Regions from separate parts of the Homo sapiens genome. Here region 1 is linked to region 2. The links are chromatin contacts, found by Hi-C or POLR2A ChIA-PET in ENCODE. All regions are on one chromosome and are shown on one strand. The core of a region is the stretch at or near the end of the contact, and the rest is flanking DNA. Distances in the headings are between cores, read along the strand shown. Region 1 overlaps NAV2 (neuron navigator 2). Region 2 overlaps NAV2 (neuron navigator 2).

Region 1 (6,695 bases), core at 390-2,889, 99 kb after region 2:
TAAACTGTGAGGACATATTATAGGGAAGAAGAGAAGGAAATTATTGTCCACAAAGTCAGAAAAATCTGTACTCAGGCTGCCTGTATAGGAATGCTGTGCAATGGTGAAAGTTGACAATTTTGGTGAAAATCTTGAAACTTGACCCTAGATGTAGCTTTCTAAATAGCAAAACCTAGATTACCCCATAAAACCCCATCCCACACATCCCTGGCTAAGAACAACAGCCACAAAAATTTCTGTGTCATTGTCTCCAAGGCCATAAGGAGTAGCAGCAGATGGCAATGCTCGACACGTATTTCAGGGAACAGTATGAAGTGAGGCTATCGTGCCTATTTGGTCATGATCATAAATCTGGTTATTTAGAGGAAAACAGGAAAAAAACCCAAAGAAGCAAATCCATGTGGCAATTAGGTCTTTTATTTATTAATTAACTACCTTTTTTGAGACAGTGTTTCACTATTGCCCAGCAGGAGTGCAGTGACACAATCTCAGCTCCTTGAAACTTTAAACTCCTGGGCTCAAGCAATCCTCCCGCCTCAGCCTCCCCAGTAGCTGGGACTACTGGCATGTGCCATCATGCCTCTAATTTATATTTATATTTATATTTATATTTATATTTATTTATTTATTTTTGAGATGAAGTCTTGCTGTGTCACCCAGGCTGGAGTGCAGTGGTGTGATCTTGGCAAACTGCAATCTCTGCCTCCCGGGTTCAAGTGAGTCTCCTGCCTCAGCCTCCCAAGTAGCTGTGACTACAGGTGTGCACCACCACACACAGCTAATTTTTGTATTTTTAGTAGAGAGAGGGTTTCGCCATGTTGTCCAGGCTGGTCTTGAACTCCTGACCTCAGGTGATCCACCTGCCTTGGCCTCCGAAAGGGCTGGGAATACAGGCATGAGCCACTGCACCTGGCCTATGCCTGGCTAACTTTTAAAATTTTTTGTAGAGGCAGGGTCTTGCTTTGTTGCCCAGGTGGGTTTTGAATTCCTGGCCTCAAGCAATCCTCTCACCCTGGCCTCCCAAAGTGCTGGAATATTACAGACATGACCAAATACACCTAGCCATGGTCTTTTAAACAGAAAATTAAAGGAGATTTAAAAGAACATGATGGGCTTTGAGGATCTATATTTTATTAAGGGTGCTGTAGGGGCACAGAGAGAGTTCAAATGTTTATTTTTGCAGCTGCACTGTTATCTCTATTAAGATGGATGGGGAATGAAGAAAATGTTTCAGTGCTACTCTTTGGCTTTTTCCAATGGGAGTCCAGCTCCAAGGACATCCTTGACTGTGTCTACCACAGGGTGATAATGAGGGAGAGGGACAGGTGGCTGGGGTGAGGAGGGGGAAGTGTAATCGGGGAGAAGGAAGGGATTGGAGAGGAAACTTGTAGGTGCTCATCATTGGCAGCCCCTAGGCAGACTGCGACTTAAGCCAACAGTTGGGGACTCTGATCTCACTCCACTTCCTTCACCCAAAGTTTTCCCACTGGCCCCGGTCATGCAGCCCTCATGTTGTAGGATGCGCTGCAGGGCAGAGGAGAGAACACCGGAACAGAACAGAAGCTTGGGGCTGAGCCCCTACATCTGTCACCACATTGACTTTGGCCAAATCACTTCCTGACTGTGGCTCTCAGATTACTCTCCTGCTTACTGAGCAGGCTGCCACCCCAGAGGTCCACTAAGAACCTTCCAAGTATGAATGTTTTGTAAAACTATACCCCTAGATCTCCCACTGAATTCCTTCTCAAAAGAAAATTCATTTGCCTTGTGAATTTGACTCATGATCCATCTGTCCCCTACTGGGGACAGACCTTGAATTTACTGCAGACTTTCTAGGGACCGGGCATTGTATGAAATGCTGTAAATACCTTTTCCCGCAGAACCCTTCCTACAGCTCCATGAGGTCGTAATTTCTCTTGTAAGAAAACCTGTTCTATACCTTAGCTTTGGTATTTCATTGTTTCCCTTCTGAGTTTATAGGGACTATAAAATAGGTTCACAAAACCTTTCCCAACCTCTGAACCACAGTCTTGTCTACAATGAAAGGAAAAAAAAAAAAAGTTTGGCAAAGAGCCCAACTCATTCTAGGTATTTGCCTAGCGGGAAGGCTAGCTGAAAAAGTTATAGACTGGTTAAGAATTAAACTCCTTCCATTTGACCATTAGTCTCTAAGAGAAAAACTGTTTTGAATGGAAGAAGAGAAGTTAAATAGAGTGACTGGCACACAGAAAGTACTTACAAATTTTGCTATTGGTTCTGAAAACCAACAGCGCGCCAGAGACTCTACTAACTTTGTATACAACGTTGGTATCAAAACTCACATATCCCAGTATGATAGATTTTATTATCTCTCATATACAGATGATCTACAACTCAGAGAGGTTAAGTAAGTTGCTCAAGGTCACATAGCCAAAAAATGCTAAAGCCAAAATCTGGACCCAGGTCCAACTTATTCATAAATCAGTGTCCTTCTGGGGCTTTCTTAAGCTCCCATTTATGGAGTTCTTATCATGGTGTTTACTGTGCTGAATTTTCTGGTCTTATTTCATCCTTCTGACATTCCCTATGCAGTAGGTATAATCATCCCAAGTTTATATGAAGAAATTGGGGAGCAGTGGGTTAAGTAAGATGCCCAAGGCCACACTGCTGGTAAGCCCCCAGGCTTCTGATTTCAAAGCCCATGCTTAAAACTACTCTTTATCACCTCTGGATTTTTGCCTTGAGACTGGTAATTGGCACATTGGGGATGATTTTCTTGACTTTACAGACAGCCACTTCACTGGTTTGAGTATTAAAAGTGTATTGACAACAACCCTATCCCCTGGTCGCTCTTTTCCCCCTTCTTTTTTTTTTTTTTTTTGAGATGGAGTCTAACTTTGTTGCCCAGGCTTGAGTGCAGTGGCACAATCTCGGCTCACTGCAACCTCCGCCTCCTGGGTTCAAGTGATTCTTCTGCCTCAGCCTCCCGAGTAGCTAGGATTACAGGCGTGTGCCACTGTGCCCGGCTAATTTTTGTAATTTTAGTAAAGATTGGTTTTCTCCATGTTGGCCAGGCTAGTCTTGAACTCCTGATTCAGGTGATCCACCTGCCTCGGCCTCCCAAAGTTCTGGGATTACAGGCTTGAGCCACTGTGCCCGGCCATGAGTGGGTGATTCTATCAGTAGGCACCATCATGGTATTAGGTTGGTGCAAAAGTAAGTGCAGTTTTCACAATTAAGAGTAATGGCAAAAACCACAATTACTTTTGCACCAACCTAATAGTTTCAAGTTCTATATTTTTGCTTAAGTTTAGAGAGAAAGATAAATGTTCTCATTCAATTCAGAGCACAATGTAAACTGATGCTATATGTGGAGGTTCAGCTGCAGGGAGCTAGCTGGACCTAGACAGAAACTCCATTCTTCAGCCAACTTTCTTCCAAACACCATACCAGGAACAATGGAGTACGGATAGAAAAAGTATGTGAATGGTTCAGGGTAGCCCCATCACCACTGCCAGAAGATACTCGAGACTATGCTCCTCTGTAGTGCCTCAAGGGCATCATCTGCACACACAAATGTCAGAATTATAAGGGAAATATAGAATACAAGCTTTATTGGCAGCCCACACTAGTGTGCATACATTAGGTCCAAGAATGGTCTTTGCATTTTTGTTTATAAGAACAAAAGAAGTGAAATACCCTAAATATTCACCAGTAGGAAGACAGTTAATCAAATTATGGCTCCGCCACATAGAATGGAATCCTGTGTGTGACCATTAAGAATGATGTTAATGAATCCTGATAAAGAAAAATGCTCATGCTGTACTACACAATTACAAAATTAGATTATAAAACATCTCTCATTTTTTAGAGGCTGTATAATGTAATTAAAATTAAAGACTATAGAGTCACACTGTCTAGCTACAAATCCTGGCTCTGTCACTTTTAGCTGTGTGACTTTGGACACGTTGCTTAAGCGATGTGTGTCTGTTTCATCACCTGTACAATGAGTTCTTACTCCCAGAGGTGTTGTAAACACCAAATGAATCAATACATGTAAAGAATTTAAACTAGTGTGTGACTCATTGCAAGCAAGTATTCAAGACATGTTTGGTCTTTCAAAAAACAAAATGTCTAAGTGCTTACATGAACAAAAAACACCTGGAAAGCACCACGGTGTTAACGATAGATTTCTCTGTGTCATATAACATTACAACCTTTTTCTTTTATCCCTATTGTTTGCTTATCTGCATTTTCAATATTTTTTCCAAAATTAAACATAGGCTTAAAAAAAAACAAGAAAATCACATTTAATATTTTTAAATCCCAATCTTTTATCAGAAACAGAAACCTCACCAAAACTCATTTTTTTAAAAAAGCTATGGGTCAGGCCAGGTAATTACAAAACCTGGAGTCTGAAGAAAGTGCATTGTGTTTCCTCGTCTTTGCTAGTTTGATGGCCTAACAGCAAGAAAGAATTTGCACCCCAGCACCTTGATCCTGAAGATGCATAGGCAGGCCTGCGGAGAGGAAGAGACTAGAGAGATGGGAAAGCCTGATTTCATTCCTAGCTATCCACTTAGTTTAAAATGTCAGGAAGTTTAGCGGATTAAGGGTATTACAGTCACTATTCATAAAGGTGTTTTGTTAGAACTTCTAAATAGCAATCTGGTGAAATAAGCCTTGCACAGGCTTAAATGAAAGCCTGTTACAGTACTTAAAGTTTCCTAGAGAAGGAAAAAGATCCCCAGGTATTAATTTACCTAAAGAGCAGCTGCCTGGAAGACACTGTAATGTATCTTAAGTAGCCAATGCTATAAAACAGATAACCAGTCACAGAACTAGGAGGTTTGAGCCCAGATCACCCGGTGGTAGAACTGCAATTAGCAGTAATGAGAGGCATGTCTACATTTTGATAAAAGCCACGGCTGTACATATATTATAGACTTGGGCGCTTTCTAAAAAATCCAAGGACATTTAAAGCTGTTGGAATCCAAGAGACAGAGAGGCGTGTTTGAATTTCAAAATTCGCAAATTAAAAAAAAGGTGGTGGGGGGCTGTCACGCTTATCTCACAAATGCATCTGGATGGCACAGTATGTCAAACTCCAGGGAGAAAAGGAGACTCACAATTATTAAGCCCCTATTTGCACAGCAGACGCAGTGCCATTTAAGCCAATTGACCTAAGTGTTCTCCTTTGCAGTCCTGATCCACGGGAGCAGACAATCTTGTAAATGAGTCTCTAAATCAAAGGTCTGCAAAACCAATTCCATTTTCCCCCCAGTCCTTCTTATGAGATCACAGAAGCCATCTCAAGAAAAAAGACATCTTCACAATTAGGGGAAAGATGGGTCAGGATGAGAAGTCTTACAGAAGGGAAGGGGGTGGGGTTTGAGAGATGCAGGCTTGGGAGTGAATTCTGGCTTCACTAATAAGCTGAGCTATACAGACTGGAGCTAGTCTACCTGTCTGAGCAGTTTCCTCATGTGGCTTGGGTAATGAGGAAACACTGGTGAACAAGATAGGTTCTTGCCCTCAAGATGCTTAGAGTATAGATGAGGTGACAGGCTAGTAGCAGACAGTTATAATAGGATGTATTTGGTACTATGATAAGGAAAAGTTCAGGCCATCATGGGAGCAAATAGGAGGGACACCCAATCTGGTCTTTGGTGTGGGGTAGAGAAGGCTTCCTGGAGGAGGTGACATTTAACGTGAGCCCTGAAGGGATGGGGTGAGGATGAAGAGAATGTCTCTGCAAAGATTGGAAGGCAAGAAAAAGGATGGTTTGGGGCGTTGGGGAAGCAAGTAATTCAGTGTGGTTGAAGAGAGGAGAAGGAGGGGAAGAATAGCAGGAGCCAGATCTCATAGTAAGCCCGGTAACAGTTTGAACTTTATCCAAGGGGGATCGGAAGCTCATAGACAGGCATTTACTGCTTTTGGAAAAGCCATGGGTAGCAGAGATGCAGACATACCAAAGGAAAATTACTCCAGCTCTGCTTCCCAATTCAGAAATCTCACAGCGCTGTTTGCATTTTATCTAATTTCTCTGACAAAGTCAGCGTTTTAAAAATTATGATGTCCACCCCATGGAAAGCTGTAAATCATAACACTATCTCACAGCTCATTTGTCACAGGTTCTAGAGCTCGTTCAGACACCATTGAGTTCAACGAGCACCTGCCTTCATGCACTTCATTTTGGATAATCAAATCTCAAATTTTATACAGGGTTGGTTATCTAGTAAACTGAAGTTACTCTAGACGCTCACAACTGAAAAGAAAATTAGGGGCCATTTGACTCAAATCCAAATTTGAGTAAGTAAGCTCAGGGGGAAAAGTACCTTGCTTGAGGTCACAGAGTTTAGGGATAGATCCAAGGTTAAACCTCAGACCTCCAACCTCCAACCTATGCTTTTTTGTTTTGCAGCTTCATCTCTCCCCGTTACAGACCAGGAATTCCAAATTCCTAGCCCAAGGTCAGAGAGGTCTCACTGATGCCTGTGTAGCCACGTGAGGATGGGAAGTCTCATTTGCCAGTAAGCACTACAGGAAGTGATGGTTGAACACGATGGGACTAATAAGAAGGAAACGTAGTTAGAGTGATCTTATTCATTTAAAAACAAAAGCAGCAACAATACAGCAGTCGAGGAAAAGAATCAATTCTATTTAAGCAAAGCAATTTAAAGTAATAAAAAATGTTTCCAGCATTATTCTATTTC
Region 2 (6,098 bases), core at 903-3,402:
CACCTTCAGCATCACTGGGGGGCATCTGCTTGCTTGTCGATCCCTCCCGAGGCATGGAGTAGCCGTCGAAGCCGACATCCTCAGGCCGTAACTGCAGCAGGGGAGGCCACTCGTGCTGTTGTGGGCTGGCTGCCCATGGATATGTGTCCATCACCCACTTGGCAGGATCCTCCCAGGGGGCGCGCCTTCCATAGAGCTGAAAACAGGCAAAGAAGGAACAGTCTGGAAGTGGCCCAGATCTCTCTCGTAGCCCCAGTTTTGCAGCTTTCTGAAAAACTCCCCAAATCCAGCATCATGCCTTCCCTGATGGAGTAATTCCACTTCTATTCCATGCTCAGGAAGTCATCCAAGATGCAGACAGTTCGAGGTGCTAAGGCTGAAGGCAGCATGACCCAGTGGTCTAGAATACAGGCTTTGGAGTCAGGCTGATCTAGGTTCATGTCTCAGCTCTGCCACTGACTCACCGTGTGACCCTAAACTCTGAGCCTTGATAATCCAATTTGAAAAACTGGCTTTTGGGGAAAAACAATGACCTGATTTGAAGCATTTGCCAACATCCATGGTACAATCCCACCATGACTGACTTCAAACCACTGACATGATGTCACTGGATGTGGAGTTGGAAAAAGGTGCTATCAGCTTTCAAGAGCCAGCTCTAGTACTCCATTTGGTGCATCTACCCAAAGAATACTGCCTACATACCTTGGGTTCTGGGCACCAACACTGCAGGCAGAGGTCACAATGGCCCTGGCTTAATATTTACTTTGATTTTGTATTGAGACAAGGTTTTGCAATGTTGCTCAGGCTGGAGTATAGTGGCATGATCATGCTCCCTGTGGCCTCAATCTCCCGGGCTCAAGTGATGCTCCTGCCTCAGCCTCCCAAGTAGCTGAGACTACTTGTGTGCCACCATGTCTGGCTAATTTTTAAAACATTTTTTTTTAAGAGATGGGATCTCTCTATATTGCCCAGGCTGGTCTTGAACTTCTGGGCTCAAACAATCCTCGTGCCTTGGTCTCCCAAAGGTCTGGGATTATAGGTGTGAGCCACTGTGCTGGGCTGGTCCTGGCTCAATAAAACCCCGTTTCTTGAAATGGGTCTGACTCTTACAGCCCCTATATAGAAGTGCTACTCCTTTTCAAAACAGCAAATTGCTAACAGAGGTTGCACATAGGCAGTGAAATTATGAGGGCTTCTCTCTTGTCATGTATTTCTCAAAATTCCATAATAGCTAATTGGCTCTTAAAACAGTAAACTATATTATCACTTAATTTTATGGTAAGATCAACACCATGCCTCCAAGCTCCTTTTCTTAAGCCTCAATTATCTAATGGTAAAATGATTTTAGTGACCATTACTAGCAATTTCAAGAAATACATACATTCTTTGAAGAACAGAAACCTAGACTGGCCCAACACGAGGCTCTGTATATTACACAGCTAGGTATAGGCTTTATATTTTTCTCCTTTAACACCACCACATCTTCCAGCTGACTTTGTGCCAGGTACCGTGAGAAATGCTTTACGAATACCTTGCTTAACCACCGTGCAACTCCAAGAGGAAGTACTAATATCCGTGATTTACAGATGAGGAAATAGGCCCAGGGAGGAGAGAAGCCAGAATTGGAAACTAAGTATGTTCAATTCCACGGCCCACTAGTTTGGCCCACTTGGTCCATGTGGCAGGACATGCTCACAGCCAGGGCAGTGTCACCTGTAGTTCTGCAGAGAGGACTCTGCAGGGGGCCTTAGAGCACAGAGACTAAAGAGTCCTGTGGGCCACCACGGCTGCAGTGTGTCTCTAGGGTGGCCACGGCTGTCTGTCTGTCTGTCTGCTCTCCCTGCCCTCCCGCGAATCCTGCCGTGGAGAGGGTACAGAGAGCAAGGTGCTGACAACAGTGTGAAGCTGAGCTCTGAACCAACAAAACCACGTCTTTCCAAGGGGAAGGAGCTGGGGCCACCTAGCCCCACCCCCTCATTTACCAGATGGGCCAATCAAGGCCTGAAGAGCAGAGCCCGCTGAGAAAGGCTGTCAGGCAGAGCCCGATTTGAACCTAGAACCTCAGCTTCCTTTGCCAGGCCTTTTTCCTCTCCACCCCTCCTGACTGACACCACCTTGAACAACTCTGAGTCATGTGAGCCACGTGACTCAGCCAGACCCAGAGCAGGGAGACGCGGAGCAGGCTGTTGGCCAGATATCAGTGTGACAGCCTGCTGGGCTCATTGTCCCTGCCAGCAGTGCCCATACTCCCATGACTGTCTGTGCCATCTGGGACCTCTAGCTATGATTTCTGTCAGGGAAGCTGCCCACCCTGCCCCTTCTCAGATGGGCCCATCTCTCTGTATTCGTGGCTATCACCCCCTCTGCTTAAGTCATGCAGCCTCCTATGACTCATTGCCTTCCCAGACACCAGCACTCCTCCCGTCCTGCGCTCTGGCCCAGTCTGTTGCTAAGTCTTCCTTAACCTGGGGCAGGAGTGAGTCTCAGGCCTAGGAGCTCAGTCTGGCATTTGAAAAGCAATTATTGTGTGAGCAGGAAGGAATCGTGTGAGGGGCATGAGTTTGTGTGTATGTGGGCATGTGTCTCAGGGCAGAAGAGAATGCAAAAGTGGGATATTTGGAGCAGAAGAAGGCTGCTCCACATTAGAACCATTTGTGCAATTTTGAGAAGTTTCTCCCTCTGAGGTCTTTCCCTGTGGAAACTGGGCTGCATTTCCCAAGCCAGACCTCACATGAGGCTGAACCAAACCCTCACAGCTACTGCTTCTGTGACAGCTACTGCTTCTGTCTCCACTCTACAGCCTGGATGAGGACATGCTCAGGGCTGCAGAATCACAGAGGCTAGAACTCCTGGAGCTGAACATGTCCTCAGAGATTATCTGGCACCATGGTTTTCAAACATTTGCTCTTCATCTCTGGTCCTCAACTGAGTAGACTGGGGAACTTTTGGGCTTCATAGAAACCAGCCTGAAAAAACACTCTTCTAGTCCAAACTTGTCAATTTATAGATGGAGAACCCAAGGCCAAGAGACGGGAGACCTGTCTGGGGTCTCAGAGCAGGCTGGATAATCCGATAAATGGCCCCACACTGACTCTGCACTGTTCCTGTTCCCTGCAGGCACCAAGCCTGCCCTGGGCACAGAGAAAGGCCTTTTGAGTTACCCTGCAGACTTTAGACACTTTGGCAAGTGTTTCCAATGACAGCTCCAAAGGGAAGCAGGGCTCAGGACTGAGTCATAAGACAAATGCACATTAGGTACATGTTAACATCATCTGCAAGAACAGAAAATATTTTTACAAGCCTCCTCACTTGTCACTGGACATGTTCAAGTCTGGGTGATGAATGGCTGGGTAAGTACTGTGGTAAGCAAAGGAAACATCATAAAGCTCCTCAGCTCCACTGCAGGCCCCGAGGGCAGCAGCAGAGACATCTGGACAGACAGACACAGAGGGGAGGACATTCACTTTCCCTAAGGCAGGAGAAGGAACCTGGCATCCCCACTGGGTCAGGAAAAATGGGAGCAGGACAACAGGGAGCTGAGACATTGAAAACTAAAACCTGGGCCACTGTGAGCCTTCTGACTGTGGGATGCAGGGGGCTCCTGGGAGGGTGTGCACATCACAGAAGGATGCATCGGCTGCACATTCAGGAAGGTCCTCCAAGCAGTTCCACAAGTGCATCTGCACTTACACGCCCTTGCAGTGCTACCTTATGCTCACTAGAGGGCGATATCATGTTTCCTCCTGGCACGGGTGTACCTGTGGGAGGGGCTACCTGGAAGCCATCCTCATCCCCTGATGACAGCAGGTCTCCTTACGTTCCCACCAAATCCATACTACCATGGGCAGCGCTCCATCCCAGCTCCTGGTGCACGGTAGCCCTGTCAGAACCCATTCTAGGGACTCCACCTGTTCTCAGCCTAGAACCTCACTCTGAACTGCAATGTGCTCACTTCATGGCCACTTACCCGGGTTAGGTGAGGGGCAGGTGACCCTAGAGTAGGTGTGGACTCAAAGTAACACAAAGGAGAGTAGGGAATTTTAATTTTTTAAAAATAAAGGAATCCTTTTGTCAAATGAAATCATAGGGAGAACTCCACTCTATAAAATTCAGTATTTGGTTCCCCAAGCCACCTGTGGCTTCTCAGTGGAGTGATGGGTGTCCTCAGGATAGCCTGAAAATAACAGAAGTAGCCAAGGGGCCAGCTAGTCCTGGGCACCAACACGCACTCCACCATACCCTGCTGAGTGGACATGGTACGGGGCAAGAACGTCCGTGAGCCTCAGTTTCCTCATCTGTTAAGAGACTCACTGGGCTGTCAGAACTAAATGAGATCATGCACGTCGGGCCCCTAATGGTGCCTGTCAAGTAGCAGGCCCTCAAAAAACATCACCAAATGTTCCTTCAAAACCAGAGGCATGAAGAACACAGCAAGCTTCCGCAGGAATCCGCAGTCTATACAGTCTCCTGGGCTGATCAGGATGGCGAGGTCACAAGTTTGGGGCATAGTGACTCACTTTTGAGCCACTTAGTGGGATGCAAACTCTGGCCGCCTCCCTTTGCAGCTCCACACTCTTGAAAGACTAACCTTCAAATGACCTCTAAGCACAAAGCAGTGATGACTTTTCCTGCCTCACACTGAACTAGTGAGTCTTGAGATGGGAGCATGTCTCTGCTCCCTGCCCCAGATGGCTGGGGCCTCACTTTCCCATGGTGGGAAGGACGCCCAATGATCCTCTATGATCAGCTCCATCAGCAACCTCTCCTAGGTGGGAAGGGGAGTTCCTTTCCAGCCATGCCCAGAAAGCCTTCCTTTAGGTTCAGGTCCAAAGGAGCAGGGCCTTGGCACCGCCAACCACTGTTAACCAGTGAGGGGCCTGCTCAAGTGCAGCGCAAGGCTGGAGCACAGACAGGCTCCCTGCTTCCTGGTTAATGCCTTCCAGGGCAGGGGAGGCCTTTATTCAGCAGAGCCCGTGAGTTCTTCCCAGTGACTCTGAGGTTCACTCCCCTTCCTACACCAGAAGACCACATTTAGAGCAAAGATGAAGCAAATGGGAGAAGGTGAGGTGGAATCAGGGGCAAACAGTCCACCTCATCTGCCTGCAATTCTCTTTACTTTTCTTAAGCAGCTTGGGTTTCCCAGAGGTGCTGGGCATATCACACTCCCTGGAAGCCATCAATGAGAACAGAGGAGAGAAGCTTCTGAAATGAGACAGACTGCAAGAATCCAGCAGGTAGGAGATGCTTCCACTGGTCCCAAAATAGGAATGACTGAGTGGTTGTTTGGGTCTGTGGTCTTAACAAAACCATTTGATTAAGGACTAAATTATGGTCAATTTATCCACGCCAGTGACTTTACCTACCTAGGGAGGTTCTACTGCAAAGATCTAAAATCATTCATACCTTCTTGTATGAAAGCAACAGTTGATAGAGCTCTGCTAACCAATGATTTTAGGCTGGCCAAAAGTTGCCTAATTTCTTGCTTTTTTCCTGCTTTCACAATACACTTTATTAAATATGCTGACTTGAATTTGCAATGCGTATGCTCCAGTTTAGTGAAATATATCACAAGAGGCAAAATACTTTCCTTTTCAAGCTCCCTTTGTCCTGAATGCCTCTGAAGACCATCATTGCTGCTATAAATCATAGATAGAAAATAGTTGAATACTCCTCAGTTCAGCCCTACCAGAAATGACAAACACTGACTGCAGCCATTAACTTGCATTTGTCACACACGTGCCTGTGGGTGCACACCAGTCCCTGCACCCTCCACAGGCCTACGATAGCATCTTGTGTCTCCCACTGTCCAGTACCAAGGAAACAAAAAAACTCTTGGAAACCTGGCTACCAAACTGGTTTCTGGATTATTCAGCCACATGTGATGTCTGCTGATTACTAACTGTGAGTGTTAAAAGCCTACAGAACTTCTTAGGCTGCCTCCAGGCTCAACAATAAAACTATCCCAAGTTCCAAATTAATGGTAAGCTTCCAGTTAAACCCTGGGTCAAGTGAGAAGTAAAGAATTTTTGCTTTCCGGGCTGGGCACAGTGGCTCATGCCTGTAATCCCAGTACTTTGGGAGGCCAAGGTGGGTGAATT

The links. A loop is a pair of places that touch in the nucleus more often than their neighbours do. ChIA-PET counts read pairs that join two places held with the same protein, here RNA polymerase II (POLR2A). Pooled maps may share reads with other maps.
Region 1: a pooled map shows a loop between it and region 2 (2.4-fold over the local background). The contact joins two enhancer-like sites. A Hi-C loop is called at or near these places in 5 of 168 maps with a recorded cell type or tissue (Caco-2, Calu3, MCF 10A and 2 more) and 4 of 50 pooled maps. POLR2A ChIA-PET finds 5 or more read pairs at or near these places in 6 of 52 experiments (H1, HEK293, K562 and 3 more).

The regions. Positions count from the first base shown.
Region 1 is chr11:20,008,840-20,015,534 of GRCh38, reverse strand. All of the region lies in intron 11 of NAV2 (neuron navigator 2), which reads right to left. LOC124902644 (a long non-coding RNA gene) reads left to right here. Exons shown (of 2, transcript XR_007062616.1): 2 at 1-6,687. Among named protein-coding and RNA genes, the nearest start is that of NAV2-AS3, 31 kb to the right of the region's middle. Within about 2 kb of position 1,639, at least 6 of the 41 ENCODE cell types and tissues checked have a DNase peak (open chromatin) inside an H3K27ac peak, as active enhancers do.
Region 2 is chr11:20,108,690-20,114,787 of GRCh38, reverse strand. It overlaps NAV2 (neuron navigator 2), which reads right to left. Exons shown (of 38, transcript NM_145117.5): 37 at 1-196. Among named protein-coding and RNA genes, the nearest start is that of DBX1, 49 kb to the left of the region's middle. RefSeq lists enhancers at 1-109, 110-611, 1,416-2,315, 2,316-3,215. Within about 2 kb of position 2,152, at least 30 of the 41 ENCODE cell types and tissues checked have a DNase peak (open chromatin) inside an H3K27ac peak, as active enhancers do.